3 separate regions of the Homo sapiens genome follow, and regions 2 and 3 are each linked to region 1. Evidence: chromatin loops called from intact Hi-C (ENCODE). Cell type or tissue: GM12878. All regions are shown on one strand. Each heading gives the region's core, and the rest is flanking DNA. Links, peaks and the distances in the headings are about the cores only. Region 1 has its middle 170 kb from the start of LINC02661. Region 2 has its middle 140 kb from the start of LINC02661. Region 3 has its middle 12 kb from the start of LINC02661.

The links. A loop is a pair of places that touch in the nucleus more often than their neighbours do. Peaks named below come from ENCODE experiments on the same cell type or tissue, not always from the same donor. Only the 100,000 strongest peaks of a DNase experiment are listed, where the experiment ranks them.
Region 2: it touches region 1 in a loop (2.9-fold over the local background); 1 of 110 quality-filtered maps calls a loop at or near these places.
Region 3: it touches region 1 in a loop (3.0-fold over the local background); 1 of 110 quality-filtered maps calls a loop at or near these places.

Annotation. Positions count from the first base shown.
Region 1 is chr10:108,537,554-108,548,836 of GRCh38, forward strand. No RefSeq gene overlaps it. Among named protein-coding and RNA genes, the nearest start is that of LINC02661, 170 kb to the right of the region's middle. In GM12878, for the core only: a CTCF peak has its summit at 7,146 (motif pointing left); DNase peaks (open chromatin) are centred at 7,168 and 8,557.
Region 2 is chr10:108,846,879-108,858,161 of GRCh38, forward strand. It overlaps the pseudogene MAPKAPK5P1. Among named protein-coding and RNA genes, the nearest start is that of LINC02661, 140 kb to the left of the region's middle. In GM12878, for the core only: no CTCF peak of the experiment used is centred there; DNase peaks (open chromatin) are centred at 3,807 and 5,503; H3K4me3 peaks cover 896 bases.
Region 3 is chr10:108,690,931-108,702,213 of GRCh38, forward strand. No RefSeq gene overlaps it. Among named protein-coding and RNA genes, the nearest start is that of LINC02661, 12 kb to the right of the region's middle. RefSeq lists an enhancer at 10,461-10,630. In GM12878, for the core only: no CTCF peak of the experiment used is centred there; DNase peaks (open chromatin) are centred at 6,021 and 6,361; H3K4me3 peaks cover 356 bases; H3K27ac peaks cover 1,611 bases.

The sequences.
Region 1 (11,283 bases), core at 4,274-9,273:
TCCCTTCCTTAAACCTTATGCAAAAATTAATTCAAGATGGATTAAAGACTTTAATGTTAGACCTAAAACCATAAAAACCCTAGAAGAAAACCTAGGCAATACCATTCAGGACATAGGCATGGGCAAGGACTTCGTGACTAGAACACCAAAAGCAATGGCAACAAAAGCCAAAATAAACAAATGGGATCTAATTAAACTAAAGAGCTTCTGCATAGCAAAACAACCTACCATCAGAGTGAACCAGCAACCTACAGAATGGGAGAAAATTTTTGCAATCTACCCGTCTGACAAACAGCTAATATCCAGAATCTACAAATTAATCTGAACAAGAATGGTTTATCAGGACTTTAGTTTGGGGTCTTAAACTGTCTATTTTAAGTATACAAGACTATCTTATAGGTTTCATGAGAAAAGGATCATATATTTAGGTTTTTTTCACTTCAAGTCTATAGATAGATAGATAGTAGGGAGAGGGATAAGAGAAAAACAAACAATGAAAAAAAAAAAAAAAAGCAGTTCCCAAAGACTTATTTAGATGAAAATGACATGTCAGGAAAATCTTGGCTGTGATGGTCTTTAAGTATTAAAGTATAGGGAGTTGTGGAATACAAAGCTAATGGTCAAGGAGCTCTTTCTTACACAGTAAAGAAGTCGGTTTATTTTCTGAAACTAAAGAAATAAAAATCACTGGGCTAATCTTATTTATTTCATGCCAACTACTCCCCGCTTCTGTGCCAGTCCAAATTGCAGGCATAAGATGGATGTACAGAAGTCAAAATCCAGTTTCAGTTTAGAATCTCCCAGACTTGGATAGGATGAGATCACAATTTCTCCCTGTCCCTTATGTGCTCTGCAAATTCCCACTGTATGAAAACATCAGCTGTCCTTTTTCCCTTTCTTACCATCTGATCTCTGCAGAGGCCAGTACCTCTTTTTCTTCAGCACTTCAGATAAAGAGAGATATCCCCCAATTCTTTAAAAATCTTAAAAAGCATATGGATTCCCATTGTTCTCTGCCTATGCTCCCTACTGTTCCTGTTTTCATGCTAGTGAATTCTATACTGTGTTGCTTCCCTCTCCATAGGAAACTGAGGTTGTGCACACATAATATATCTAAAAGCCATCAATACTGAGGCCATGGTATCGACAAGGATACCCAGAAGAGCACATTTTTGGGAACAGAAGATTAATTCACTTTTTAATTATTATTTCCTCCTAGGATATTGAATGAAGTGGAGGCCTGAGACCACTGGTTCTCCTCCTTGAATGCTACCTGCAGGCCCACTCTGAACAAAGGCTGCTTGAGTGTGAGGGCAGGTGTGGTGCCTTGTCTCTACCAGCACCACAATGATTCTCAGATATTCTCCCAGAAACTGTCATCAACTAAGATTTCTTACATGATGAGATTGATGAGATCGACAGATGAAGGGCACCCAGCACCCATCCTTACGCACTTATCTACTTACACTCAAAGAAAGATACATATAACTTGTTTTACTTCTGCTCATGTAATGAGCCTTAGCCAAAATATTTGTTAATAATAAAATGTATAATTTCCAAATGCCCTGGATGACATTGTACTTGCTGAATATTATTTAAAATTACTCTTCAGGGGGAAAAAAAGCTTTAATAATTTATGCTTTCTTGGCTATTTTAATTTTCTTTTTATTGCATTTTGGCAGGGCATACTAAGTATAAATTGAATAAAATGAGACATCACACATTGAGTATTAATTACCACACTATTAAGAGATCTTGCTGCTTTGTATTCTGAGCTAAACAATGAGAAACTATGAAGAAGTGGAATTTTAAAAATTGCTAGCTATTTTTCCTCTTCTCAGAACATAAGTCATATACATGTTACAAAGTATTTTCCTTTTCATTTTCACATTTTACGTTAATTCTACTAAGGAGAGGAACTGTTGGCTTGAATAAGGCAAAAACTAGACCTGAAGATGTTGTACAGTAGATCAGATGATTCTAGGACAGACTATTTCAAGGACTCAGAAAAAAAAAATATATGGGAGTTGAAGATAGAAATTCCTTCAGAAGCCAGAGTCTAGGGAAATAATTAAGGCTGAAGATGCCATTCTTGCTCAAATAATAAAATAAATCAGAAGATATCCTGAAAGCCAGGAAGCTGGGAAACTCTCACAACATAAATTTCACACCATCTGAAGAGAAGGCCCCAGGAAACTCGAAGCAGTGGAGGACATAGGGCTGGGTGGCCCTGGGTGAGAAAGTGTGTTTGGGTATAAGGGTATTACTCTGGTGGACCCTGGGAGGGCTGCCAGACCTTAGAAAGAGTATATGTTGTGTCTTGGGCATCACTTTTTCTAGGAACAAATTTTCAATTTGACCTGGAGACCTTCATACTGGGTATCCATCCTCTTGAAAGGAATACCCTCGGAGTCCTTCCATAGAAGCCAGCTTGGTGACTTCATTGCAGAGAAAAAGAATTGCTTGACTACCAATGCTGAAAATGTTCATGGCACAGCCAGAGAATGATTGGCCAAAAATGAGATGGAGACCAAGCAGAAGCTAAGTGGTAGGAAAGAAGACAGAATAAAACAATAGACTCCCATCCTTAGACACATACAACCAGGTCCAGGTTCCACCACTTTACATGTACCTGTGATCACTCACAATATTGGAATATTGAACTCCCTTGAGAGTAGGAAACAGAAAAAAATCTCTACTATCTATTTCAACTTTCTTTTTAAAAATATTGTACTAGAGGTGCCAACAAGTGAAATAAAACAAGAAAATAATAATTCTCTACTAAGTAGGAAAAAAATGAAATGAAATTACAATTTGAAATTACAATTATCACACTATGGTAGAAAGTTCCTTATCTAGGAAACCTAAAGTAATCTGCAGGCAAAGTATTAATATTAATTGGTCTATTTGTCAAAGTCACTGAATACATGGTTAACTAAATATTTCACACCTGACTCTATATACACAACTAGAAAATAGAGTTATAAATGGCACTCTTTATAATAGCATCAAAGAAATTGCAAATGCTGTGATTTCCAAAAGCATTAAAAATCATCAAACATCTAGAAATATGTAATTATATATATGTGTATATATATATATATATATATATATCTCATAAGGTATGTAACAGTTCTACGTTATAACAAAAAAAACTAAAAATATCATTGAAAGAACCTGAAAAACACAAAGGAAACACATGAAATGGAGGGCTACAAAATGTTTATGGCTTAAATGATTCCATTTGTACAGATACAATTTCTCCCTGAATTAATCTGTAAATTCAGTACATATCAGTAGTTTGTGTGTGTGTGTGCATGCATTAGTCACTGTAGAAATTAACAAGTTAATTCTAAAATTCAAATATAAATTTAATAATCCAAGATTACCAAAGGCAAGGTTGAAGCAGCAAAAGAAGAAAGCTGAAGAATGTACAGGATCAAATAGCAATAGTACTTCAAATCTGTGGTAAATATGTCATAATGTTGGCCCAAGGATAGGTAACAACCAATGACACAGAATCTAGAAAGCAGCTACACCTGTAACTCCACTGAGAGTCATGGAGAAGATGAACTGTAGTATAATGAGGAAAAGATCTCCATTAGGTATATATTTGATATAAAATATATCTAGATCCCTATTTCACTTCATACACAAAATCAGTTTCAAAGACGGTCAAATTTAAAAATGAATGGAAAGGCAGTAAAAACATTTATAGAAAAATAATGGAGGATATCATTTTGATATACATAAAGATACTTAACAGTACATAAAATCTGTAACAAGAAAAACTGAAGAATAAAAATTTACTAAAATGAAAAGAATATATTGTCCTCACAAGACACTAATAAGAGTGAAAAGGGAAACTATAGGCTAGCAGAACATAGTGACAAAAATATTAAGTTGGTGCAAAAGTAATTACATTTTTGTATGACTTTCAATGGCAAAAACTGCAATGACAAAGGCACTGTATTCGGAAAACATTAAGAACATCTACAAGTCAATAAGAAAAGGTCACAGAACCCAAGTGAAAAATGGACAAGTCTTGGCTCTTCACAAGAAACAGATAACAAAATGTGGCCAGGGCCAGTGGCTCATGCCTGTAACCCCAGCACTTTGGGACGCTGAGGTGAAAGGATTGCTGGAGTCCAGGAGTTCAAGAGAAGCCTGGGCAACATAGCGAGACCCCGTCTTTACAAAAAAAAAATAAACAAATTAGCCAAGTTTGGTGGTGCATGCCTGTAGCTCCAGCTACTCAGGAGGCTGAGGTGGGAGGATCATTTGAGCCCTGGAGGTCAAGGCTACAGTGAGCTATGATCACACCACTGCTCTCCAACCTGGGTGACAGAGCAAGACCCTGTCTCAAGAAAAGAAGAAAAAAAGAAAGAGAATCCCAAGATAGTTAATAAATATGTGAAAAGATGTTAAGTTCTTTAGATATAATGGAAACACATATTAAACCTGGTTTACTTGAAAAGATAAACACCAGCTACTGATTATAAAATACCAGCTGAGAGTGTGAATAAACCAAAGGCTTTATACACACCGTAGCTGAGTTAAACTGGCACTGCCACATTGGAACATTATTCAGGATGATTTAACAGAGCTGAGCAATGGACTATCCTAAGACTCAGAAAGTCCACCCTTCGACATATGCACATCTGAAATGTTAACTAAAATGCAATATTTTTATAGCCCCTTCCCTCCAAAAAACAAAAACAAATAGAAACTACCCATATGTCCATCGGCATTACAATGAATATATTAATACATACCCAGGATATTCCTACAATGCCATTACTTTATAGCAAAGGAATTATTGAATGGATATACTTAACGTAATGTTTAAGAAAGAAACCAGGCACAATAAATACTGTTATTTCTACTTGTATAAAAGTACAAAAACAGGTGAAACTATTTTTTTTCTATTAAAGAAGTAGAACAATGGTAAATCTCACGGGCATGGTAGAGACTGGGAATTGGTAATATTCTGGAAGCTGACTGTATAGGTGTGCTGTGTTTGTAAATATTTATCAAGCTGTAAACTTAAGATGTATGTGTTCTTCTCTGATTATAGTATACATTGACAAAAGTTAAAAGAAAAGGCACCAGGAAGTATTTGACACAGTGGTTTATGTCATGGACTCTGAAGACAGATTGCCTGGGTTTCACTGCTGACTTCACTGCTACTGCTTACCAGTTGTGTAACCTTGGGAAAGTTTCTTAGTGACTTAGTTTCATCACCTATAAAGTGGGAATCAAAAGAGTTGCCTGAGCACATGAATCTTCCCTTAAGTTGTAGAGCTCTTAAGGAATTTGATTTTCACAGAAATAGACATAAAAGGGGCCAAAAAACATCATCAGCCTCTTTACAGAAATCAAGCCCAGATAGCTCTCACTTGTATGAAGCAGAGGAAAGAGAAAACACAAAGAAATTAAGGCTAATGGGGAATCATGTAGATCAGGAAAAAGAACATTATTGGAAAGGTTACTAAAATAATATGATCTAATACGAATTTTAGGAATTATGAGTACACATGGCTTAAAAAAATTGAAATCCAAAAGAAGAAAAGGTATAACAAGATAAAAGGAAAGATGTGTGTGTGGGTAAAGTACACAAGTAACAAAAGACTAGTAGGAAATGGATAAATTAGCATTGGAGGCACTGAAGAGCAGCATTGATGCTGCAGAAGATTAGGAACAAATGATACAATTTCAGTTTCCTCAATATAGGAAGATTAAAAAACTGATTAGAATAATGAATACAAAGATGGAAAGTGTATGGCAGAGACAACACACATGCTGTCCTGGAACAACAACAACAACAAAAACTAAATGAATCAAAAGCAACAACCAAAAGTGTAAACTAAAATAAAGTAAAACAACACTTTCTTGAGTTAAAAAATATAACAAAATAAATGGGCATCATTACAACCAATTCAATAAAAATTATAAAATAAATCTAAAGAACAGAAAATGTTGCAAATATCTCAGAAGATATGTCTTACTCAGCACAGTGTCAAGTACATTAGAAAGTGTTTAATAACTTTCTGTTGAATGAATATTATTTATTCATTATTAACTGCATGTGATACAAAGATGAGTAAAAATCTTCTCTAAACATGTCTGAAATCTGCTAAGTCAGGAGTACCATTCACTTTACCATAGAAGTACAAATAGCACAGTCCAAAAGTCAAAATTGGATCTGATTCTTTTTTCTTTTCATTTTTTAAAAATTGTGGCAAAACACATATAAACTACAATTTTCTATCTTAACCATCTTTTAGTGTACAGTTTAGTCATACTAAGTCCCTTCATATTGTTGTGCAAATATCACCACAATTCATCTCCAGAGCTCTTTTCAACTGGAAAACTGAAATTCTATATTCATTGAACAATAACTCCCGATTTCCCCATTCCCATAGCCCTGGAAAGCTACCATTCTACTTTCTGTCTCTGTAGGGTCCAGTCCTACAGGACCTGTGGGTTTTTCTCTTCGTGTATGGAGACGAGAGATCATAGAAATAAAGACACAAGACAAAGAGATAGAAGAAAAGACAGCTGGGCCCGGGGGACCACTACCACCAAGGCACGGAGGCCGGTAGTGGCCCCGAATGCCTGGCCGCGCTGTTATTTATTGTATACAAGGCAAGAGGGTAAGGAATGTGAGTTATCTCCAATGATGGGTAAGGTCATGCGAGTCACGTGTCTACCAGACAGGGGTCCCTTCCCTATTTGGTAGCCAAGGTGGAGAGAGGGGACAGCTTACATCATTATTTCTTTTATGTATTTCTCGGAAAGATCAAATACTTTAATACTTTCACTAATTCTGCTACTACTATCTAGAAGGCAGAGCCAGGTGTACAGGGCAGAACATGAAAGTGGACCAGGAGCGTGACCGCTGAAGCACAGCATCACAGAGACACGTTTAGGCCTCCGGATGGCTGTGGGTGGGCCTGACCGATGTCAGGCCTTCCACAAGAAGTGATGGAGCAGATTCTTCTGTAACTCCCCCGGGGAAAGGGAGACTCCCTTTCCCAGTCTGCTAAGTAACGGGTGCCTTCCCAGGCACTGGTGCTATCCCTAGACCAAGGTCCGCTAAGTAGCAGGTGCCTTCTCGGGCACTGGTGTTACCGCTAGACCAGGGAGCCCTCTAGTGGCCCTGCCCGGGCATAACAGAGGGCTCACACTCATCTTCTGGTCACTTCTCACCGTGTCCCTTCACCTCCTATCTCTGCATGGCCTGGTTTTTCCTAGGTTATAATTGTAGAAGAAATATTACTATAATATTGGAGTAAAGAGTAATGCTACAAACTAATTATTAATAATATTCATAATCATATCTATAATCTATTTCTAGTATAACTATTCTGATTCTATATATTTTATTATACTGGAACAGCTTGTGCCTTCGGTCTCTTGCCTCGGCACCTGGGTGGCTTGCTACCCACAGTCTCTATGAATTTGATTACTCTAAATACCTCACACAAGTGGAATCATACAGCATTTGTCCTTTAGTGCCAGCTCATTTCACATAGAATAATGTCCTTAAGGTTCATCCATCTTGTAAACATGCCAGAATTTCCTTCCTTTAAAGCTAAATAATATTCCATTGGATGTACCATATTTTACTTATTCATCCATCTGTCAATGGACACTTGGTTTGATTCTACGTATTAGCTAATGTTACTGTGAATATAATTCTACAAATATCTCTTCAAAATATCTCTTCAAATTCTTTTGAGTATATACCTTCAACTGGAACTCCTGGATTTTATGTTAATTCTATTTTTAATTTTTTGAGGAACTATCATACTGCCTTCCACGGTGGTTGTACCATTTTATATTCCTACCAACGATGCACAAGTATTGTAATTTGTTCACCTCCTCACCAACACTTTTTATCTGTTTTTGTTTCGGATAGCAGCCGTTCTAATGGGTGCGAGAGGGTATCCCATTGTAGTTTTGATTTCTACTTCCCTAATGATTAGGGATGTTCCCTAATCATGTGCCTAATGTCCCTAATACTTGATCCTTTGTATATCTTCTTTGGAGAAATGTCTACTCAAGTATCTTCCTCATTTATAAATTTTATTTTGTTTTTGTTCTTGGGTTTTAGGAATTCTCAACATAAAGATGTGCCCTGTGCTTCACTTTCTTCTAAGACTTTTATCACTTCTGATCTTATATTTAGGTCTTACATTAATTTTGAGTTAATTTTTATATATGGTGTTAATTACGGGTCCAATTTTATTCTTTTTCACTTGGATGTTTTTTTTTTTTTTTGATGTTTGCTTTTTTAAAAATTTAATTGTGCTGCTGGTTTTCTCTGTGCTGATGATGAACTTGAGGTATAAATTTGAGGCTGTTTAGGTCTTTGCTGAGCCTGCACCTTTCCTTGAGCAATTGTGGTGGCTTTCTAATTTCTGCACATATGTGGTTGCTTTTTAATATCTTAATCTTTAACAATGTCTGACTCTCATAAAGGAAAAAAGAGAACATGAAGTGAAAATGAAAATCACTGGCCCTGTAAACCTCCAGGAAGTCACTTCAGCCAGAGGGGAGGGGCTTGCAACAATCAACAAATGGGGGCAGGTGCAACAGACAATGGATGCCCTCCTCTATGACTGTGAGGAGTAGGGAGTGGGAGGCTGGGGAGGCGGTGGCTACAGATAGACAGGTAGTTGCTACTGCACTGAGAGCTGCAATTGAACAAAATTAATCACAATATACAACTAAAATCTTCTGGAAGTTGAAAGCCTTTAATAGTTCTAAATATTTACATCAAACAGATTCTTCCACTGTAATTTTTATGTAGGTGAGTAGATGGATTCCTGGTGCTTCCTACTCTACCATCTTCTCATAATCCTTTCTCTGGATATCATTCTTTATGATGACACTTATTTAGTGATTTAGCTTTTCAAGTCACCAAAGTCCTGTATCTCTCATGTAGTTTTCATAGGTAAGAAAGAGAAACTAACAACAATATTAACGAAAACACTAAAAAGAATAATAATAGAAAACTCTTCACCAAGAGCTTATTGTGTTCTAGGCATTGTGATACACACTTTACATAATAGAGATGCTCTTTGACTTATGATGGACTTATGTCCTGATAAATCCACTGTAAAGTTGAAAAATTGTAAGTCAAAACATGGTATGTCAGAGACCAACTGTACTGAAAACAACCTATAAGATGAATAGCACCAGGAGACTCATTTTACACATGAAAAAGTGAGAAGTAGAGAAAATAAAGGAATATCACAAGGACATAGAGCTAGCAAATGGTGGACCACTCCATGGAACATGGACATCTATCTACCTAGAAAGCTTATGAAATATGCATTAGGTTCCTCTTGGTGCAGTACTGGGAAGAGTGTTGGTTCTCAGTTACTGGCAGATGGTGGCAGTACTAGTAACACTGGTTCTAGCAGTACCTGCAACTAATGGATATGTCACCTAAGTGTTGCAGTGGCCCAGCCTCATCAGCTAGCAGCATTTATGACCCTATTACCTTATGGAATAGAAAAATTCACAATTACCATATAGGAAAACAAATTCACTTTATTCTTTTCTTTTTGCTTATTTGAAGCAAAAGGGTCCTCTTCCTTGATTTTTTTTTTTTTTTTTTTTTTTTTTTTTTTGAGACAAGGCCTTGCACTGTCTCCCAGGCTGAAGGGCAGTGATGCAATCACAGCTGCAGCCCCTACTTCCTGGGCTCAAGCAATCCTTCCACCTCAGTCTCCCTAGGACCAGAGGAGCAAGGAGCATGCTCAGCGTGCTTTTTTTTTTTTTTTTTTTTTTTTATGTAGAGCCAAGGTCTTGAAGATCTTGCCATATTGCCCAGGCTGGTCTCATACTCCTAGGCTCAAGTGATCCTCTTACCTTGGCCCCCCAAATTGTTGAGATTACAGGTATGAGCCAGAGAGTCTGGCCTCTTCTGTGATGCTTTTTACTTACTTTCCAGCAGCGAATAATCCTCTTTGAAGATCTTACTTTTCACTTTATTCTTTTCATATATGTTGAACATTTTTCATTTACTCATGGGGAAAACACCGAGTATATGCTATTAGACACACTATTCCTCAAATGTTTCTACTCTTAATAATTTCTGTACATATATTTATATATTTACATTTTCTTAGGAAAAATCCCCTTGGATATAAGCCCCTTATGCTTGAATCTTAGTAAAAACAGTATTAAGAAGAAAGAGATTAGTGTCCTATGGAATTTGGAGCAATAATCTCAAAGTCTTACAGATCTCAGACACCCAACTGACACTTAAGTTGATTAGTTATAGAAAAGCTTTTAGAAAATACATTTTAAGGCCTTTCTCTCTAACGATGGTCAGACTGGACAATGTTGAGCCTGAAATATCCCTCCTTCCAAGGGGGAACTTGAGAGGAAGAATTACAGTTTTTCACAACCGTAAAAGAAGGCTGAATCTGTTTTAATTCACATAACTGGTTACACATGAAGAGGAAATTACTCTCTGAAATCCCAGTATAAAAAATATATGGAAATTGGCTGGGCATGGTGGCTCAGGCCTGTAATCCCAGCACTTTGGGAGGCCAAGGTGGGCAGATCACCTGAAGTCTGGAGTTACAGACCAGTCTGGCCAACATGGTGAAACCCCGTCTCTACTGAAAATACAAAAACTAGCGGGGCGTGGTGGCGTGCGCCTGTAATCCCAGCTACTTGGGAAGCTGAGGCAGGAGAATCGCTTGAACTCAAGAGGCAGAGATGGCAGTGAGCTGAGATCATGCCACAGCACTCCAGCCTGGGCAACACAGTGAGACTCCATCTAAAAAAATAATACATATATTATTATTTTTATATAAATAACATAATTATATATATTATATATAATATATAATATATTTTACATATATAATATTATATATTATATATATAATATATATTATATTGTATAATATATAATTATATAATATATATAATTATATATAATATAATATATATAATAATATATATAATTATATATAATAATATATAATTATATATATTATTATATAATTATATATATATACACACATATATATTTAAATATGTTTCTAAAAATTTTATACGGCTTAAAATTATACTGACAAAACCAACTGCAGCCACTGTTAAACTAATGACATTATCTCATAGATAATTTACTCTAAATAGCTCAGTAATGTGAATGGATAAATCATATATCATTATAGATCGTGATTTCTTTCAATGAATTATACCTTCTGGAATCTTATTGCTTTGCAGATCCAGTAAAACTGTCAATTAAAA
Region 2 (11,283 bases), core at 3,567-8,566, 310 kb after region 1:
AATTGTAAAATAATACTTATGGAAGCTTTATTTATGGTATCCAAACTTGTAAAAAATGTAAATCAACCAGAAAATTGTTAAATATATTGTAGTATATTTATGAAATTTTATGCAGCAGCTAAAAAAATCAAACAAGTGACAAATCTACAACAAAGGTGAACTCAAAAAACATTATTTTTGAAAAAAAGATATAAACTATGTAACTGCATTTACATTAATTAGAAAGAACTAATATAAAGTGATAGGAAATCAGAACAGTGGTTTTCTATGGCACGGGATTGCCCTTGGTGTGGTAGCTACAAAGGGATTTAAGGGAACTTCCTAGGGTGATACAAATGTTCTATATCTTGACTGAGTAGAGATTACACGTACATACATTTGTCAAAGCTCATTGAACTGTACAATTCCTTTCTGTACAGCTCACTTTATATATTTTTCTTCCTTTAAAAAATGCTAATATATTTGAATCAATTAGCATACCACCTGGTGCAATATGCTCAATAATGATCAGTTATTGTTATTCACATCTAACTCTTGGTATGGGATGGGGAGAGAAGATATGTTAAAGATATGTAAGTAATTCCTCAAGTGGGCCAAGACTATAACCAGAAAAGCAAACCAAATCTCTAGTATTCATTAACTAAGAGTTGGATCATCCCCATACACAGTAATTCTTACACATCCTTTAAAACAAAGATGTTATTATCCTTTTCATTGGAAAATAAAATATTTCTCTCAATTTGGCACTTTTATTTAACAAAAAATACACAAAAATTATTTTCAAAATTAATATAAATTATTACTCTTCATTTCACTTGTTAGGCAATTCTTGTTTCCTGAAAAGCATGATTACTCTTGTGCCATTCCTACATTAAAAATATGATCAATTCCATTAAATCAGAGAACATTATCTGTCAAGGATATTAATATAACATTTATTTATAAGAAGCGGTTTTTGAGCTCTCATACTCTTAATTTTACAAGTGTGCTACAACTTTAGAAAATGTCCCATAAGGCCTATGCTTATAAATGCAAGAAATAAAGAAAGAGCAGGGAGGGGAGAGGGAAGGAAGGAGAGAGGGGAAGGAAAGAAAGTGAAAAGATGGAGGGAGGAATGAAGAGAGAAAGAAAGGAAGGAAACAGAAACAGTATCACTTACCTATGCAAAATTACAAATTACAGAATTAATAAATGAAATAAAAGATATCCAGCCAGAAAAAAGACCAGATGGAATTTATTATAAATAATTCAAACAATATAAAAAGCGTTAAAGATCTCTATCTCCAAGGGTGGGGTCCTCATGGAGCATGTCAAAAGAAAGTATGATGATGTCATCAAGGAAACATTCATTTCAAGAAATACAGTATTTCCTGGACTCAGGCTAAGATCAGGGATTAGTAATCCAGTTTAAGTCAGGATTGTGGGGAAAAAACTGGCTGAGAATTTATGTGGAAAAAATCTGGCTGAGAATTTCTGTACACTGAAAATTCCTTTTAATCACCTCAAAGCTAGAAATGATATATGTGTAAACACAGTATGTGCCACATGCCCCAATATAGTTCATATTATTAAAGTGTTAGCTAACAGCGTAGCTTCCTCATGAGTCCAGACCCAGGGTTTGACTCAATGGTAATGGAAATGATGGAAGGGAGATAGCTCTTTCACAGCATGGCCCAGCACAAGCATTTTACAGAGCAGCAAGTCAGCCAAGTACCAAAGCAGATAGCTCTGACTCCACAGCACTGTCATATGTTAGAGATCACATATAGGGAGCTTATGCCTGACAATCTGCCCTTGAAGGATAATCTTACGGATGCCCCAGTGACATTTATAACTGAATTTGTCAAAACTCACCAAAGCGACATGACCAAAACGCCAGTTCACCCTTTATTAGGCAGCACCTCAGGAGATGCGAGAATTCCTCAGAAGAGTTTGGCATCATATCTACCTTGCTAACATGATACACTTACAACCAGGACTGTGGTAGGTGGACTGTCAGGGTAATTACCTACACGATGCTATGTGGAGTCTCTCCTTTTTACTCCAAATGCAATAGCAAGACAATCCCAAAATACATGTGGAGAAAGATCCTGAAAGAGAAGCAGTGACAAGTTTCAAGCACAGGCCTGAAGCCAGACCTCAGAGGTGAGCAAGATGTGAGAAAACTCCATGAGGTCAACCTAGAGGAGAGGTCTACCATCAAGAGAGTGGGGAGCAGATGAAACCCAATTTGACTGAATCTCTGTGTAATGGGCTGCTCTGCACTCAACTGATGGTGGAGAAGACAAAGGCTGCAGGAATCTAGCAGGCTCATGTACTATAATCAGCCTTAACCCCCTGCACTCTGTGAATAACCCCATTCTAAGAAAGAGAATGCTACTTTCATCAAGCCAAAGGACAATGTTTCCATCTATGGTTGTGATAATGGAGTGAAGGATTTGAATGCTGACATGGGGAAACTCTGAGATATGATGCTCTGTGTATTCTCTCAAAGGATAGAAAAAAAATAAAGATAAGAAGCTTAATGAAGCCATACATGAGTTTTGGATTATAGCAGGGATGCAAATTCCAAAATGATATTCTGCAGAGCTTCAGCTGGAATGTTGTGAAATCAAACATAAAATAGATTCACTAAGACTGGCAGAAATTGTGTAGAAAAGCAAACCACATCTCATGAATCCAATTAATGACAATTTGAAAAAATATTTTTTAAAAAATATGAAAAAATATTCCCTAAATGAATTTTATATATTTTATTACATTTTGATACAGTTTAATAATGCTATATATGTAAATACAGAAATCATTGGTAGTAAAGTATTAAGAAAAACTCACTTCCTAGAAATATTATGTTAGAACTGCTTATTCTTATGTTCATAAGGCAGTAGATGGTATTACCCAACAAGGTTCTTCAGTAATAAAGTAAATAAACCAACTATGAACAGTAAGCAAGAAACCAAGTATAGTGACATTTCTGCTTAATAAGCACTTAAATTTTTAAAAAGTCACCCCGAGTTTCACAACCTGACTATAACCACTGTGGACATTTTGAACATTCTTTCAGACATCATTCGGAAACTGTATGTATCTATAAAATGTACATCTGCAATTTTATACACAGAGAATACTGCAATTGCACCTGCTGTTTGGTGGTCTGGTCCTTTTCAATTAATAATATATTATGGACATACTTTGAAGTTACTACATGAACTTATATGTCTTTAGTTTTAATGGCTATATAATCTTGCATTGATTTTCTTAACTCAGCTTTCCTCTACAAAGCTCCTACTCAGGAAATTTTAGGTTCTTCTCAGTTTTCTGGAATTGTGAAGTATAATAAGTGGAATATCCTTTTATATATGCCATCATACATTTAGTTATTCCTCTGGAAAAGAGATTAATCAGTTTTTGCACAAAGTGCAAAATCTGTTGCTTGAAAAGCACTGAACTGTGAATCAGGAAACCTAAAGTCTAGAGCTAGTTTTCATTTCTTTCACTTCCTCTTTTCTGTCTCAGTATGCATGAAAGAAAATAAGAGAATAAGAAAGATGTCTAAGACTCTTCTAAGCTTTAAACTTCAACTCAACAAGTAAAAATATTCTTAAAAGTAACATATTAAAAACCATTTATATCTGGTTTTATCATGTATTTGTATGAAATTATAAATTTTAATCCATTGATTTAATCAAATACTTTTATTTATTCTCTCATAGGCTCTGTATGTTTGTCTAAATGATGGATGAAAGTCAGAATATATATTTTGTAGTTATTTGCATGTGAAAACCTTAGCAGAGGATGTGGCATGTAAACCACAAACTACTTCCAGTCTTAGATTTTGTTAGGATTTTAGTAACATGATAGATTTTTTAAATACATAAACATAAACATTTCCTATTTTGTCACAAACAACACTACAAGGGTATTAAACTATACACAGACCTTCGGCAGGTAGTTGAAGTCTGAAAAGGATTTGAAAGGTGATCTCAATTATTTTCATAGCATCTCTTGATGATGAGGTACAAATGGTTGGGATTATTCTTACCTCCGTTTTACAGATGAGAAAACTAAGGAACAGGAATGGAGAAACTTGTCCAAGATTGTGCGGCAAGCCAATGTCAGAGACTCTTGGTTGAACTCAACATTCAACTTCCTGATCCAGGACATTAGCTGCCAGCATCAAACATCAGAGAAATCTTAATATCAGTGACATCTACTTGCTGTAGTAGAGGCACAGGTTATTATAGCATCAAATGACATACTATGTTATAAATTTCCAAACTTTACTTTTAATGTTAATACATATTATTGATTATGGAGCATAGACATAGACCATTTATAATATATTGAAAGCCTAAAAACTCATACCATTTATTATGATAAATGTATTTGTATAAATCGGAATTTATGTTGCATATATATTACAAATACAATAAATATTTATGAACATAGAATGCTTAGAAGAGCAAAAACCCCAAGACCCACAGGGCATCATGGGTTACAATATTTTAAAATGGAGATATGATACACAATCCTTAAAAATCAAGATCTAGGCTGGGCGCGGTGGCTCACGCCTGTAATCCCAGCACTTTGGGAGGCTGAGGTGGGTGAATCACCAGAGGTCAGGAGTTCAAGACCAGCCTGGCCAACATGGTGAAACCCCATCTCTACTAAAAATACAAAAATCAGATGGGCGTGATGGCACACGCCTATAATCCCAGCTACTCAGGAGGCTGAGGCAGGAAAATCACTTGAACCCAGGAGGCGGAGGTTGCAGTGAGCTGAGATCGTGTCACTTCACTTCAGTCTGGGTGACAAAGCGAGGCTCCGTCTCAAAAAATAAAAATAAATGAAAATCAAGATTTAGAATAATATTTAATAACAAAAATATTTGTGCAATATTAAGTGAGAAAACAACTTACAAATAGTGGACATTGTAGAATACCAATTTTATAAAATCTAGCTCTAGATAAAGCACCTAGGGATATTCCTAGAACAAAAATGAAGAGTCTACAGAGGAAAAACGATTATTGAGGATTTCCTTCATATATGTATATGAGATATATATATCACATATTTATGATCTTTTTTCTGAATTTTCCATATTTTTACTTTAAATCATTGATCCTGATTATATTCAGTACAAATAATAAGAACATACACCAAATTCTATTTTCCTGACTGTGAATAATTATTGGTATCTTAAATCGATTTTGAAATTAATTACCACTTAGCTAATTGCTTCATATCAGTATCCAAATTCAAGACATATTTTTCTAAAACAGAATCACACTAAAATAAGTTGCTTATCTTGACAACTTTTCTAGTCTCAGATCCTAAGATAAAAATGGCTGCTCCCTCACAGATCTCCTTCCATGTGGCAATGGCATCAGGTTGAAATATTGAGCAAGAGCAATTCCTGAAGCATAATTTACGTACCACAGTCAGTGAGGATTTCCATAGGTCTTCAATACCGCAAAAGATCCCTAGCCTCTGTGCTCAGTACAACCCAAAAATTTCCCTTTGTGGTTTCATCTTTACTGCATTAAACATGCCCACTCTCTACCCGAGACTTAAACTGAAAGTGAAGCTAACTGAATTTCAGGTCATAGCGCTTCTAATTATGGTTTGTCACAATTCTTATATTTTGTAATTATAATATCATTATCAGGAACAAGAGGTCCCTTAGAGAAGAGTGGAGGCACTTACAGTTCAATATCAGTTTGTTCCTCAAATATAGATGGTTGGACTTCCGCTGGGTTTTGCGCCCCTAAGAATGCAATTATTCTCCAGTATTATTTTGTCTGTTTCCCAAGAAGTGTTTAATGAGCTATATAACTGTTCTTAAATACAATACCTCAATTTATTTTTTTATTAATTAACCAAGGGATTTGTCACTCCTGAGTACGAATTCTCTTACTGACCAGAATCTTCAATTTAATTATTTTCTTTAAGGAAGAGCAGAGTTCTCAGTCATTCTCTCTACATTCATTCCACATCTCTGTACTGATTTTACCTTCTCTTTCTGATGTATAAAACAGCAAAGCAACTAAGAACTTGCTGAAATGTGATTCTCTTGGCAGCCATCTTTGCATTATTACCCAAAATAAGTTCCATCCTTTCTCATCATAAGCATCACAACTACTTCAACTACTCCTCAGCTATTAGCAGAACTCTGGGGAGGTGTTATGGCTTCACACATCTTGAAGAATTTTAAGTTTAGTGAAAACTGAAAATGACCAGCCAGATGAGAAACCTAGAAATCTTTTGATATGGTATTTCACTAGAGAGTCAAGGTATTTTTAGAAAAAAAGATCTGGCAAAGACAAAGCAATAGTATCAATAGCTGAAGATTTACAGGAAGATCATTTGAGTCAAAATGAAATATTAAATCAATTAATTCAACCATTGTGCCACACAGCAAATAGATCTGCTCCATGCACTTGGCAAACCTGAGACAATAATTAGAGTAAAACAAATATTGACTTCCTCTAAGAAGAATTTGTTTCAAACCCAGAAATTTAAAAAAAGTAGACATATATCACCCCATCCTTAAAAACTTTCCATCAAAGGCAGGAAATATATGTCAGCAAGGGTATAGTAGAGCTTTTTAGCTGGGATGCGTTGTTGAATTTCATGACCTCTATGACCCATCTAAAATTCTAAAATTAAGAACTTTTCAGTGAAAAGCTTCTCATGTCTCCTTTCATAAAACCAAAGTATTTGAGAACTAGCTAGAAGATGATCCATAGAAGACCAATCTTCTGTATTTCTGCAGACGTGAGTGGCCCTCAGAGAGTGTAGGACATATTTAACCTGTATCTATATTAGAAATCTTACATCCAGGAGATGCTGTAGTATTAGAATAATGTATAGAGGACTAGATTAGGAATCAGGAGGCTGAATTCACTACTTATTGGAGAGCTGGATGACATTTTAATAAATTACTTCTCTGAACTTCAGTTTCCTCAATGTGGTTCTGAGGATAATAGTATCTGCCTGGCTTTCTTCCAAAGATCATGGTTAAGTACTTTCAAAGCCATCAAATAGTACAAAAATGCAAAAGAAAGTAATCACATGACTTTTCTGAAAATTGAGTTGAAGGGACATTTAACGTGGGACTACTACTAAATTCATATTCAAAGAGCTATCTCCCAAAAAAGCAACAATATCAATTTATATCCCAAATAATTGATGCAGCTTATAAAATCACAACATGCTTGACTCATAGTCCACAGAATCTTCCAGTGACACTTGACACAATTGTTTTTACAAAATGAATAAAAAAGCCATGATGTTGTTGGTTTGCACCCTGAAGTTTCCTTTCCAACATCTGCGAAAATAATAAACCAATTAATTATGAAACCATCTGGAACAAAATATTTTTTAAACCTCTCCCTGAATAATTGGCACTATAATAGATGACATGTCAGAACAATATTAACAAAACCATTCTCATTAAAGAAAGAAGGAAAAGAATTTGTATGAAGAAAATAATAACTGCTTGTAATCAAAGTGGGGTCACATGCTGATCCACAGCTGAGATAGGCTGAGCATCCATCGTTATGCATATTTGAGACACAAGCTGAGATTCTCAGCTGGTGCATTACTTAGTGACCTTGGGCAAGACATTCACTCCTACAGGACACTATCCTCTTCAATAAAAACATGAATTTTTAACTATCAGCCCATACTACAGAGCCACAAAATAAATGAAGAAATCCAAGAAAATGTTAGTTGCAAGGCTTTACCCAAGTTATTCATCTAGTTTGAGAAAATAGAAAAAATTCAAAACCTACCACTCACAATCTGTTACTGATACTCTCAGGGTATCTTCTAACCATCTTATCTACTTTGTATGAATAGCAAGATAGTAAAATATGGTAACTAAGAATAAAGTAAATCTGCTTTGAATTATAAATCTCAAAATTACTGTATAATCTTGATCTTGCTAGCTGTTGACATTTCTAATACTCCATTATTCATTTGAAAGTTGAAAATTATTGCAGTAAAATATTCAAAGACTTATATGAGAATTAAAATAATTCATATAACCCTTGTGCCTTTTTCTCTTTTTCCCTTGTGCCTTTTAAGCATGTAAAACATTTAAGCAGAAATACTTGCCATAAAATATTAATCATCTTAATTTTTAATTATTTTCTTATAAAATTATAATAAAACAATTTTTTCTCCTCTTTTGACATCCTTTCTTAAAATTTGTTAAATTTAGAAATCAATTTTCTAATCAAATTTAAAAATCCTATAAAAACTGGAAAGTTATCAATAATTACATTTAAGCAAAATAAAACACATAAAAACAAAATATCTATATACTTTTATTAGGTTAGCAAGAAAATCTCATTATAAGAAAATATTTGTGCCAGACTTGGCTCTGCTACTCAAATGCCCTCATCTCTTTGTAAATTACTTAAATTTTCTCATTGTATCATTTTAAACATGGAAAAACTATGTACTTTTCTCAAATAATGGTCATCAAAATCAAAGACCTATACTATCTTTGGATTCTTTTTTTTTTTTTTTTTTTTTGAGATGGAGTTTTCCTCTTTCACCCAGGCTGGAGTGCAGTGGCACAATCTCAGCTCACCACAACCTCCGCCTTCTGCTTTCAAGCGATTCTCCCGCCTCAGCCCCCTGAGTAGCCGGGATTACAGGTGACCGCCACCACACCTGGCTCATTTTTGTATTTTTAGTAGAGACGGAGTTTCACCATGTTGGCCAGGCTGGTCTCGAACTCCTGACCCTGTGATCCACCCGCCTCGGCCTCCCAAAGTGCTGGCATTACAGACGTGATCCACTGGATTCTATTTAATCTGTATCAAGATCATAGTCACATTTTTAAATTAGAAATAGAAAAAACAATCCTAAAATTCTGCTCTATGAAGAAATGTTTACATATCCAACATAGTTAGAAGATAAAAGACATCAAACAATTATATAATCAAATATAACAATGTAAAACATGTATTGTCTGGAAAAGATGTAAAAATTAAACCAGTTGCATAATAGTTGTAGAGTTTTATATTATAAAATCTTAATAAGCATAAACTAATGTCTTAATGCATTTCTTTTTAACTTTATGTTTTTAAATATAGGCATAGGAATTTACCAAACTAGTACATACAGTCCTTCCCATATTTCCTCAAAGGTAACATCTTATGTAACTATGATACAATATCAAAAATGGAAAATTAACATTGATACAATACCGTTAACTAAACTGCAGACTCCTTTACTTTGCCATGCCACTAGTGATGTATGAGAGTTTCAGTTGCTTTACATCCTTGTCAACATTTGGATTCCCCTGTCTTTTTAAATTTTAGCAATTCTGATGAGTGGTATAGAGTGGTCTCACGGTGGTTTAATCTGCATTTCCCTAATGACTATTGATGTTCAGCATCTTCTCACGTGCTTATTTGCCATTTTTATATTTTCGTAGATGAAGTGGCTAAATATTATGCCCCCTTTTTAATTTTTAGAAGTTAATTGTTAAACTTTTATACAACTGTTTAGATTTACAAGAATATTGCAATGATATTACAAAGTTCCCATGTATCACAAGGCCAATTATACCTATTGTTAACATCTTACATTGGTATAATACATGTGTCACAATGAATTAACTAATATTGATATATTAATAACTAAAGTCTATATTTTATTGAGATTTTCTTGCTGCTCGCCTGATGTCTTTTTTATTGTTTCAGGTTTCCAATAAAGATAATACATTACATTTAGTTGTCATGTCTCCTTAGGTTTCTCTTGGCTACGAAAGTTTTTCAGACTTGCCTTGTTTTTGTTGGCCTGGAAAATTCCGAAGAGTACTTATCATGTGTCTTGTCAAATGTCCTTCTATTGAAATTTCTCTGATCTATTTCTTATTATTAGACTGAAGTTACAAATTTCAGGCTGTCACAGAAGTACTATATTGATCACATAACATATATATAATATTATACTATTGACATGACTTCTTACTGTTAATGCTGACATTGATCCCTTGACCAAGGTAGTATTGGTCAGGATTTTTCACTGTAAATTTATACTTTGTTTTCTCATTTCCATACTGTACTCTTTAGAAATAAGCTACCACGTGCAGCCCACATGGAGTGGGATGGTATGCTTTATCTCTTGAGAGTATAGTACTTACATAAACTATTTGGAAATCTTTGCCATAATAAGTTATTTTTATTATGAAATATTATTTATAATAATAATTATAAAATTTTATTCATTCATTCGTTTACATCACTATAGATTAATGGATATTCATTTTATACTTTGGATTATATTTCAATACCACTTTATTTTATTTTTCACATTGGTCCACTTTGGCCCTTGGAAGCTCTTTCATTAGGCTCCTGTGCCCCTTTGACACACTCCCATCAGTGTATTTTTGTTTAAGAATTTTCTTAATTTCTGGCACCACATAATACTCAAGGCTTATCCTGTACATTTCCTGACCATGTCCTATAATTAGCCATTCCTCTAACTAACATTTTAATGGGAAAATGGTATTTTATTATTATTATTATTATACTTTAAGTTTTAGGGTACATGTGCACAATGTGCAGGTTAGTTATACATGTATACATGTGCCATGCCGGTGTGCTGCACCCATTAACTCGTCATTTAGCATTAGGTGTATCTCCTAAAGCTATCCCTCGCCCCACTCCCCACCCCACAACAGTCCCAAGAGTGTGATGTTCCCCTTCCCGTGACCATGTGTTCTCATTGTTCAATTCCCACCTATGAGCGAGAATATGTGGTGTTTGGTTTTCTGTTCTTGCGATAGTTTACTGAGAATGATGATTTCCAATTTCATCCATGTCCCTACAAAGGACATGAACTCATCATTTTTTATGGCCGTATAGTATTCCATGGTGTATATGTGCCACATTTGCTTAATCCAATCCATCATTGTTGGACATTTGGATTGGTTCCAAGTCTTTGCTATTGTGAATAGTGCCGTGATAAACATACGTGTGCATGTGTCTTTATAGCAGCATGATTTGTAGTCCTTTGGGTATATACCCAGTAATGGGATGGCTGGGTCAAATGGTATTTCTAGTTCTAGATCCCTGAGGAATCGCCACACTGTCTTCCACAATGGTTGAACTAGTTTACAGTCCCACCAACAGTGTAAAAGTGTTCCTATTTCTTCACATCCTCTCCAGCACCTGTTGTTTCCTGACTTTTTAATGATTGCCATTCTAACTGGTGTGAGATGGTATCTCATTGTAGTTTTGATTTGCATTTCTCTGATGG
Region 3 (11,283 bases), core at 4,019-9,018, 150 kb after region 1:
AGAGCAAAAACCAGATACAAATCTGTCTAACTCCAAGCTGTGGTATGTTATCTAATATACTATAGTTACTTTACATCTTGTCTTAGAGGTTCATGTTGGGATGAACCCCTGGCATGTACCTAATAAGTGTATGATGACCATGGCAATGGAATGCTGCCCATCCTTCTCTTACTGTCAGGGAGATTAATATCTCTTTGCTTATTGGGAGGGAGTTTGAGGGGGCTAGCTGGATACCCAGCTCAGTCTAGATCAGGACTTCTTAATCTTGTTATTATTGACATTGGGGACCAGATAATTTTGTTTGTCATGAGGCCTGTCCTGCAAATTGTAAAATGTTTAGCAGTATCCTTGGCTTGTACTACCCTCTAGATGCCAGCAGCACCCCCTGCAGGTATGACAACCAAAAATATCTCCAGATATCCATCAGATACAAATCTACATTTGGTTGTAAACGATTGGTCTAGAGTCTTATAAAAGAGATAACTTGCCTTAATTCATTTGTGCTACTATAACAGAATACCTGTGACTGCATAATTTTTAATTAACAGAAATTTATTGGCTCATGGTCTGGAGGCTGGAAGTCTAAGGTCAAGGCATTGGCAGTTTTGGTGTCTGGTGAGGCCATTCTCCTCCTCCAAGAAGGATGTGCCTTGTACTCTGCATCCTCTGGAGGGAGGTAGGCTGGATCCTCACATAGCAGAAGGTGGAAGGGCTGAGAAAGGCAAAAGGGAGCAAATTTGACCTCTTATAATTGCATTAATCCCATCCCTGAAGGTGGAGCCTTCATGGCCCAATCACCTTTTAAAGTTTCTTGCTCTTAATACAGTTACAATGGCAATTAAATTTCAAGATTAGCTTTGAAGAGGACAAACATTCAAATAGTAATATACTGATAAAACAGAGAGAGTCAACTTTGCTCTTTGTGATTGGAATTATCATATAATACATTGTTCTGAAATATGCTGTGTTTTTCTTTATTAAAAGCATAACTCCTATTGATTAAAAGAGAAAGACAAAGGCCAGACAAGGTAAGCCTCTCCAGGAACTAGACTAAGTCAAGTCAAGGACCCAAACATTCTAGATTGGGCTGTGGATAAAAACAAGCTCCTGAAGGGAAGTTTGGATCTGGGCCATATTTAAGAATCAGTAGGAGAGATTAGAAAAAAGAGCTTGGCAGGCTACTGACCTGGTATTCAAGTCTCATCATTGCATTATTTTAGGCAACTCTGTACTGCAGAGCAAGCTGCCCAGTTCAGCTTCAAGGAGGGAAATAAACTGGCATTTGCTGAAGCCCAGTTAGGGACTAGGCATATTTATACTTCATCTCATTTTGTATGTTTGCTGACCATGTATACAATATGCCTTTGAGTTAGTTCTTATTATTCCCATTTTAGCAAATACAGACTTGAGATATAGAGATGTTAATAGTTCTCCCAAATTGCCAAACTAGTAAGAGGAGAAATAGAATTAGAATTCTCCGATGTCTAAAGTCAGGCCCATTAAATCAAGCCCTCTCACAATTCAGAAGAAAAAAAGGTGATGGGACAGAGTACTCCAATAACTAGTAACTCAATTATTTCCATGAACAGGTAAGACAATTTTGTGGTTCTTACTCGTTTAAAATATGTATAGAAACATTGCATTTTTCCTTAGAGAGCATGCAACACTTTGAAATGAGCCAAAACATTCTTTTCTCCAAAGGAAATACGTAAGCCACTTTACATAAGTCAATTTCTAGCTCATAGGTCTCAGAAGTATCATAAAGAGCATAAGTAAATATAAATATGTGCACATATTCTCACAGCAATTGTTAAACCATTATTAAACTACATGGATAAGAAGACTAAGAACTGAAGGCCAAGAGGAGGAGTCTAGGAAGATGACTGGGTAGGAAGCACCAGGAATCTATCTCCCCCTTACATAACAATTAAGCTTGCAGAATCTGCCTTATATGACTGTTTTGGATCTATGGAGTCTATTAAAGCCTTGAAGCTTCCAAGAGAAGGCTTCAACACTCAGTTGTGGTTAACTTTGGTCAATTTCAGCTTTTAGCTCAACAGCAGCTACTACTTCCCCATGCACAGCCCCATGGCAGGCACCGGTGCATGTGCTCCTGAAGCAGCTTCCATGCATATCGTAGGAACTGGGGTGTGGGACAGCAATAAAGACCTGTCTTCTAAATATTGGGGATCTGTGTTCTGAACTCTGATTGCTGTTTCTAATCACTGAGGCCTAAGCCAGAGGTGAGCAGCTATTATTGTTTCACACCCCCCCATTAAAACAAACCCAATTCCCTTCCGTTGAATGACGTTGAGGAGATTGAAATGTCCACTGCCTTTTTTTTTTTTATCACTTTCCTTTTTCTCTTTTTCTTCTTTGTGGAGCCAAACTACACTAGGACATTGAAAAGCAACTGCATACTTTGGAACATTTTAAAAATTACTGTGCATACCCAGGCAAAGGCTCATGCTCAGAAAACACCTGAAGAGAATTTAAGTTTACACCTCAGGTTGATCATCAGCACAGAGACAGCCTACAGAAATTGAAAACAACAAGTCCTGGAGAAAGAGGAGAATCTGATTTTCAGAGCTGCCACATTATTAGTTCAGATGTCCAGTTTTCAACAACAACAACAAAACTACGGGGCATACAATTAAATTGGAAAGTGTGGCCCATTTACAGGGAAACAAAAAACACAAACACAAAAGAGGAACTATCCTTGAGAAAGACTTCATAGCAGATTTACCTAATAAAAAAAGACTTTAAAACAGCTCTCTTAAAGATACTCAAAGAACTAAAGGAGGGAATCACTTCCAAGATGGCTGTATAGAAACAGCTCTGGTCTACAGCTCCCAGCAAGACTGATGCAGAAGACGGGTAATTTCTGCTTTTGCAACTGAGGTACCTAGTTCATTTCACTGGGACTGGTTGGACAGTGATTGCAGCCTACGGAGGGCAAGCAGAAGCAGGGCAGGGCATCGCATCACCTGGGAGGTGCAAGGAGTTGGGAGATTTCCCTTTCCTAACCAAGGGAAGCCATGAGTGGCTGTACCTGGATGAATGGTATACTCCTACCCAAATACTGCACTTTTCCCATGGTCTTGACAACCGGCAGACCAAGAGATTCCATCCTGTGCCTGTCTTGGTGGGTCCCATGCTCACAGAGCCTTTCTTGCTGCTAGGACAGCAGTCTGAGTTCGACCTGCGATGCTGGAGCTTTGCAGGGGGAGGGCTGTCCACTATTGCTGAGGCTTGAGTAGGCAGTACTATGCTCATAGAGTATAATAAACAAAGTGGCAGGGAAGCTTAAACTGGGTGGAGCCCACTGCAGCTCAGCAAGGCCTAGTGCCTCTCTAGATTCCACCTCTGGGGGCAGGGCATACCTGAACAAAAGGCAGCAGACAGCTTCTGCAGACTTAAACATCCCTGCCTGACAGCTCTAAAGAGATCAGTGGTTTCCCAGAACAGTGTTTGAGCTCTGATAATGGACAGACTGCCTCCTCAAGTGGGTCCCTGACCCCCATGTAGCCTGACTAGGAGACACCTCTCAGGAGGGGCTGACAGACACCTCATACATGTGGGTTCCCCTCTGGGACAAAGCTTCCAGAGGAAGGATCAGGCAGCAATATTTGCTGTTCTGCAACCTCCACTGGTGATACCCAAGCAAACAGGTTCTGGATAGGACCTCCAGAAAACTCCAACAGACCTGCAGGTGAGGGGGACTGTCTGTTGGAAGGAAAACTAACAAACAGAAAGGAATCGCATCAACATCCACAAAAAGGGCATCCACACCAAAACTCCAACTGTAGGTCACAAACATAAAAGACCAAAGGTAGATAAAACCGCAAAGATGGGGACAAACCAGAGCAGAAAAGCTGAAAATTCCAAAAACCAGAACACCTCTTCTCCTCCAAAGGAACACAACTCCTTGCCAGCAAGGGAACAAAACTGGACAGAGAATGAGTTTGACAAGTTGACAGAAGTAGGCTTCAGAAGGTCAGTAATAACAAACTTTTCTGAGCTAAAGGAGCATGTTCTAACCTATCGCAAGGAAGCTAAAAATGTTGAAAAAAGGTTAGATAAATGGCTAACTAGAATAACCAGTGTAGAGAAGAGCTTAAATGATCTGATGGAGCTGAAAACCACAGTACGAGAACTTCATGAAGCACACACCAGCTTCAATAGCTGATTTGATCAAGTGGAAGAAAGGATATCGGTGATGGAAGATCAAATTAATGAAATAAAGTGGGACGACAAAATTAGAGAAAAAAGAATGAAAAGAAATGAACGAAGCCTCAAGAAATATGGGACTATGTGAAAAGATCAAATCTATGTACAAGATTCTATGTACTCAGTAAAAGACATCTATGATTGCATTAAAACCTCATAACACTGAGAAGTGTGTTTGCACCTCCTCTTACAAATGAACAATTTATGTTAGGAGAGATTAGGTAACTCACCCAAAACAAAATAGCAAGAAGAAGACAGAGACAGGATTGGGTTTGGAGATCCAGCTAAACTGAGGACACTAGAATTGGGAAAATTGCTGTAAGAGAGGCTCGTGAGAGAAGGAGGTTGGTAGGAGAAATTACAGATTTGGGAAATTAAGAGTGATTTCACCTAATTTTGCAGCAAAACAACTAATATTTAGGTCCCCCTTTAAAATAAACTCATTTATGAGTTCATTCAAATTATGTAAACGGCCTGTGGCTCATACCCTAGACTGGGCTATCTGTGAGTATTCAACTGCATAAATCCGTTTAAATGCCATCACATGCAAAGAAACACTGTTCCTTCCAAGAGACCAGATTTAGCCATAATTTCATTTCATTCACTCATTTGTGCAGTTACACATTTACTCTTTCAAATATTTGATTTTCCAGTAAATGTCAGACACTGGGGCTATAGAACCAAAGGTGTCATGCTCTGTCCCAGACCTGGAGGAACATCCAACCTTACTAGAAGCAGTAGTCAAGAGAATAGACCCAGACAAACACAGAGCCATACCCACGTGTCTCCAATCCTAACATCTCTTCTGTGCATTAAAGGTCAGCTCAACAAAATCCAACTCTTGGAAAGTCTTTGTGAAGTGTAAACACTTGCAAAACTCTCTCTTCCACACATTGTTAAGCCAACTGAATCATTTAACCACAGGTTCTCAGGATGATTTCCTGGTAAGTTAGAATATCTTTTTAAGCATCAATCAGTTTCTCTCAGTCTTCTCTCAACTAGAAATTATGGCATTAATTAAAAAGAGGAAAATCAATGGAAAACATGTGTGTTCCTTTACATCAATTCACTAGCCATTAAAGTTACTTTTCAGCTTATTCAATGAGAAATAAAAACCTATCACAAAATTAAAAAAATTGATTATATATGTGGAAAGAGTTTTTTTTTGTCTGTTCATTTTGTTTTCTTCAATAATCTTAAAGCTTTTCAGGATAAGAAAAATTTAGGTTTCAAGTTGCCTCAACTCTAAATCTGAACTTGTGAAATTCAATTTTCCTCTAAATCACAGGCCCAACTCCTTTCCATTCCCTTTAAGACAGGGATAAAATGATTAAGTAAACCCCTAAACTTAAGGGTTTGCTGTCATGACATTTTTCCTGAGGTAAGGGCAAAAAATGTGAAAAAGAGTATAAGTCCTTAATTGTATGCACAGTCAGGAGACAAAACATTGTATAAATGTAAGTTGGCCGATACTTTGGTTACTTTTCTTGCCTTCTGAAAATGCAATAAAACTGCACTAAAGAAGCAAAGGGGAGAAATGGCTTCTTGCATACAAATTTCTCACTTTCCAAAGACTGGCCAGAAAATCAGCTGTTTTTATCTGTGTTCATATCTCTCAACCATTTAGATACTTATTATATTCTTCATAACCTTGACGATATTTCATAAGAAACAGAAATGCTAACAAAGAAACTTAAACAAATTAAATGGAACCTACTCTTTGACATGCAAATGTGTTTTAGTTTTGCCCCGCTAGGTCGTATGTTTCATTATGATTAAAAATGTCAAACAATATTTCGCCTGCTGGGAGTGTAGGTTTTACTTCTACTTTTCAATCTTACTCAAACCTCCTTACTGAATAATTTATGAGGTACAGCAGCCTTTGGTTGCTTTTCTAAAATTACAAACTATGAACCCCATGGTGGCATTTTGCTAAATGGTTTTGCACATATTGGCTTTTGAACATTTACAGAATAAAAGTACACAATAAGAATATCTTTTAGATGATTATTCTCTTATGTGCAACTTTCAGGAAAGAAAATAATCTGGCTACATCAATAGAGCAACTGAGTGAGTCAAATCTTCTGTCTACTCAATTCATGAGTTTGTCTTTCATTTTGGGTGATGTAATCCTCAAATACTTATCAGTCTCTCTCATTCCTCACTAACACTCTTCCCCTCAACCTACCTTTTGCTGAAAAACTCATTGATTAGGAGTTATGTGGAGAGCACTTACTAGCTGAAAGCCAAAGTAGTATATTGAAGCCACCTGCTTTCTCTCTAACTACTTCCTCTGGTGTTCTGTGAGCTTAAATGAGCTTGCCAGGGGTGTTTTCAGTGTGCCAAGGTCACTGGAAAAATAATTCCCTTTGTAATATGAAATACTTAAAGGGCACTCATGAGAGAAATGGAACAACCTATTTGGGGAAATCAAGACGGTTGGGGACACTGAGGTTTTACAACTGGGGTTTTAAATAGGTATGTTTTGTTCAATAACTTTTTAGAATAATAGACTACCATGGTCGTATGTTCTTGTCCATCCAAAACAGCAGTTGAGAAGATCTAGTGAGATAATATACGCTTAATGTAGGTCCCATCCCATGGAAAATGTCCAGTATGTTTGTATTAATTTTCCCTTTATGTGAGAGTCACTGTAAACATGCCAAGGGGAACAGGGCTTTCTTTAGGAGGAACTCTGTATTAGAAAACTTACTTTAAAAAAAGGAAGATGAGAATTTTAGCATCATAGCCATGATTGACAAACGGGAGACTCTACTTTATACCCATTAGGATGGCTATAATCAAAAAGAGCCAAAATTAAAAAGTGATGCTGAATATGGGAAGAAATTGAAACTCATATACATTGCTAGTAGGACTATAAAATGATGTGGTCACTTTAGAAAACAGCTTGGCAGTTTCTCAAAATGTTAGATATAGAGTTCCTCTATGACCCAGCAATTTCACTTCTAGGTATATAATCAAGAGCACTGGGAGATATACCTAATGCTAAATGACGAGTTAATGGGTGCAGCACACCAACATGGCACATGTATACATATGTAACAAACCTGCATTTGTGCATATGTACCCTAAAACTTAAAGTATAATAATAAAATAAAAATTAAAAAAAGAGTAATGAAAACATATGTCCACACAAAAACTTGTACAGGAATATTTATAACAGCACTATTCATAATAACCAAAAAGTAGAAACAACCCAAATGTTTATCAACTGATGACTGGATAAACAAAACGGTATATTCATATGACAGAGGATTATTTGGCCATTTGAAAATAATGAAATGCTGATAAATGCTACGACATGGATGAACTTTGAAAACATCATGATAAATAAAAAGTCCAGATACCAAAGACGACATATTATTTGATTCTATTTGTATGAAATGTCCAGAATAGGAAAATTTGTAAAGACAGAGGATGCCTGATTGGTTGCTTCAGACTGGGGGATGGAACGTGACTGCAAATGGTACAGGGGTTTTCTGTTGGGTGATGAGAATGTTCTAAAATTATTGGTGATGGTTGCACAACTCAGTGAATATATTAAAATCACTGAATTGTGCACTTTAAAGGGATGAATTTTATAGTATGTGAATTATATCTTAATAAATACCTTAAAAAATAATAATTAGATAAGAACCAATTCACAGGGTCCCAGAATGGGAGATATTACATACATGTGCTGTGGTATCTTATACATTAAAGTAGTATATCAATTTGAAAAGTAATTTTTTCTATCAAAAGTCAAATCAGGCCAAATTAAAGACGTTTAGTTTATTGCACATATAAAAGAACAGTTTGAGAACTGAAAAACTACGAACTGAAAAGTGGTAAGAAGCCTGCTAACAGCAGTTACGCAGTTACAGATCACAGCGAATAAGGGAGAATGTATTTTGACCTTTTTAAAAAATACATTAGCATTGTGTGTTACATATTAGCATTCTTTTTTTTTTTTTTTTGAGATAGAGTCTCATTCTGTCACCCAGGCTAGCATGTAGCATGCAAGAGCAAGATCATAGCTCACTGCAGTCTCAACTTCCCAGGTTCAAAGAATTCTCTCACCTCAGGCTCCAGAGTAGATGGGACTAGAGCACCAATCACCATGCCTGGCTAATTTTGTTGATTGACATGGAGTCTCACTGTGTTGCCCAGGCTAGTTGTGAACTCCTGGGCTCAAGTGATCCTCCCATTTTGGCCTCCCAAAGTGCTGGGATTACAGGCATGAGCCAATGCACCAAGTCCATTAAGCATTCTTTTTTAGGTAAGCCGACTGTTTAAGCTGCTCTGTCTATAGCTGACTGTCTTAATTTCACTGAATCATGCTTATAAGAACTTATAACTTCCTTTTTTTATTTCATTTATGATTAGAGCTGGCATTCCAGTGAAATCAGAATGACTTATGTTTTGGTTACCTGGTTTAGAGCAGTTGGCCTTGGGGTATATCCAAACTATGGCCTCCATTTTTTCTTTAATTTTTAAATTTTTTATTATACTTTAAGTTCTGGGATACATGTGCAGAATGTGCAGGTTTGTTACACAGGTATACATGTGCCATGGTTGTTTGCTGCACCCATCAACCCATCTACATTAGGTATTTCTCCTAATGCTATCCCTTGCCTAGCACCCCCACCCTCCAACAGGCACCTGTGTGTGATGTTACCCTCTCTGTGTTCATGCATTCTCATTGTTCAACTCCCACTTATGAATGAGAAGATGCAGTGTTTGTTTTTCTGTTCCTGTGTTAGTTTGCTGAGAATGAAGGTTTCCAGCTTCATCCATGTCCCCGCAAAGGACATGAACTCATTCTTTTTTATGGCTAACGCTCCTTTCTCTGTATAATACATCTTGAGACAGTCTTAAGAATCTACCTTGGAGAAAGTGTCACAACAAACTACTATGTCTCTCCAAATACTGACTTTGACCTCTTTCAAATGGTCAGAACTGAGTACTTGATAACCTTTCATGCTCAGCATGAGGACCTGAGGAACCTCAATGAGTATTAGAGTGTGGATCTGCAAGACCAAGTTCAGTGACAGACAGAGCTCATTCTGTGCTTCTCACTTTTTCTTGTGTCTCAGGATCAACTCCCTGGCGTGTGACCCAGATAAAGAAAGTTTATTCTCTTTAGAGAAACAGAGAGAGGAAGAGGAGAAGGAGAAGGAGGAAGAGGAGAAGGAGAAGGAGGAAGAGGAGAAGGAGGAGGAGGAGAAGGGAGGAAGAGGGTAGGCAAGGGACAGAGAGGGAGAGGGAGGAGGAGGGTTGGCAAGGGAGGGAAAAGCAGAAGGGAAGGGAGGAGAAATGAGAAGAAAGAAAGAAACAATGAAGGGAGGGAGGAAGAAAAGGAGCCGTTGCATTCACACAGTGGTAGTAGCCACCTTCTTCTTGTTTTGTTTTGTGTTGTTTTATTTTCTTTATCTTTAGCTTTTAGTAGAAGAAAACTGAAGGCGTGTTTTTCTTTCACTCTCACCTTTTACTCTTTCTATTCCCATCTCCCATCAACCTGGTACGACTTATCTCTTGTAGTTCCAGAGTCTGGTACCTTTATGCTGACTGGACTCTAACATGATAGCTGGTTGTGGAGAACATACAGGCATGGTTCCTGTAAGCCTCCCATCACCCTGTCACAAAGTACTTACTGTGTATTTTTACTACTTTGGGGAAAATTCATTAGCAAAGGATTGTTGCTGCAAAGTCTGGAAATTATGTCTTTCTGTGCATTCAAGATAACCTCAAATGCTGCAAGAACCCAAACATTGATAAAAATAACAATGAAACTAAACACCCATTTAACATTTATCATATACAAGACTTTGTTCTGTGTTTTCTGTTTATTAACTCAACTAATTCTCATACAGCCTTATGACATGGATACATATTCATTTCTATTTTACAGATAAGAAAGTTGAAGCTTAGCAAAGTAAAAGACCAAGGTCACACAGTGATAAAGCAGGATTTGAACCTAGGCAGTCTGATCCTAGAATCTGGGGTCTTTGCTCCTGAGCTAGCAGTGCCCCAGCCTGACTGTGCAAATTATCATTAATTGAGAAATTTTGTAGATGATTAATGCCAGGATTATTCTCCCAATTTAATAAGACTTTCTGGAACCCTACGCATAAGTCAATTTTTAAAAGCTTCCTCAGGTGATGATAATGGGTAATAAAGGTTAAAAGCCATTGCTGTGAACTGAATCACCTAAATGAAGAAAGTTTGTCCTTTACAATTATTTTAATTATTTTGTTTTAATAAAGGCAAAGTCTCAGTTTGGAGCTATTATGTCAAGTTAGGTTTGATAACATTATTTTATTTTCACTGTATTTATTGTATTTATTTTTACAGTTATTATCTATATGTAGCAGATAAGAAATATATAGATGTATACAGATATATTGTTAAATATAGATATATGAAACAAAGATAGGGCAAATATTGAAAATAAACTTAGTTTAGTGAGCTAAACTAAGGTGGTTCATAGTGGGAGAATTAAGAGCAATAACATCAAAATGCAGAACTGGACGTAGAAACCCTGAAATCAGATACTAATGTGCCTCTAATCCTCAATCAGCCCCTTTGCACCTCTGGACATCAGTCTTTAATGCCAAGTGGACACCCAAAGTGATCCACTTCGAGTTTCCACTTGAATGGTCTGCTATTTAACTTCTTCACGGCTATGTAACACAGAGTGGGTGCTCAATTGTTAGTGAATTTAAGAAAAAAAAAAAAAGCGAGAGAGAGAGAGAGAAAAAAAAAAGGCCAGTGGGAAGATAGGAAGGAAAGATAAAAAGTTAAGGAATAACTTCACAAAATATATCGCCTTTCTCAGGGAATATATATATATATATATATATATAGAGAGAGAGAGAGAGAGAGAGAGAGAGAGAGAGAGAAAGGCATATATATATATATGTGTGTGTGTATATATATGAGAAAGGCATATATATAGATAGATAAATAGAGATATCTCTCTCTCTATATATATATATATACATATAGATATAGATAGATAGAGAGAGAGAGAGAGAGAGAGAGAGAGAGAGA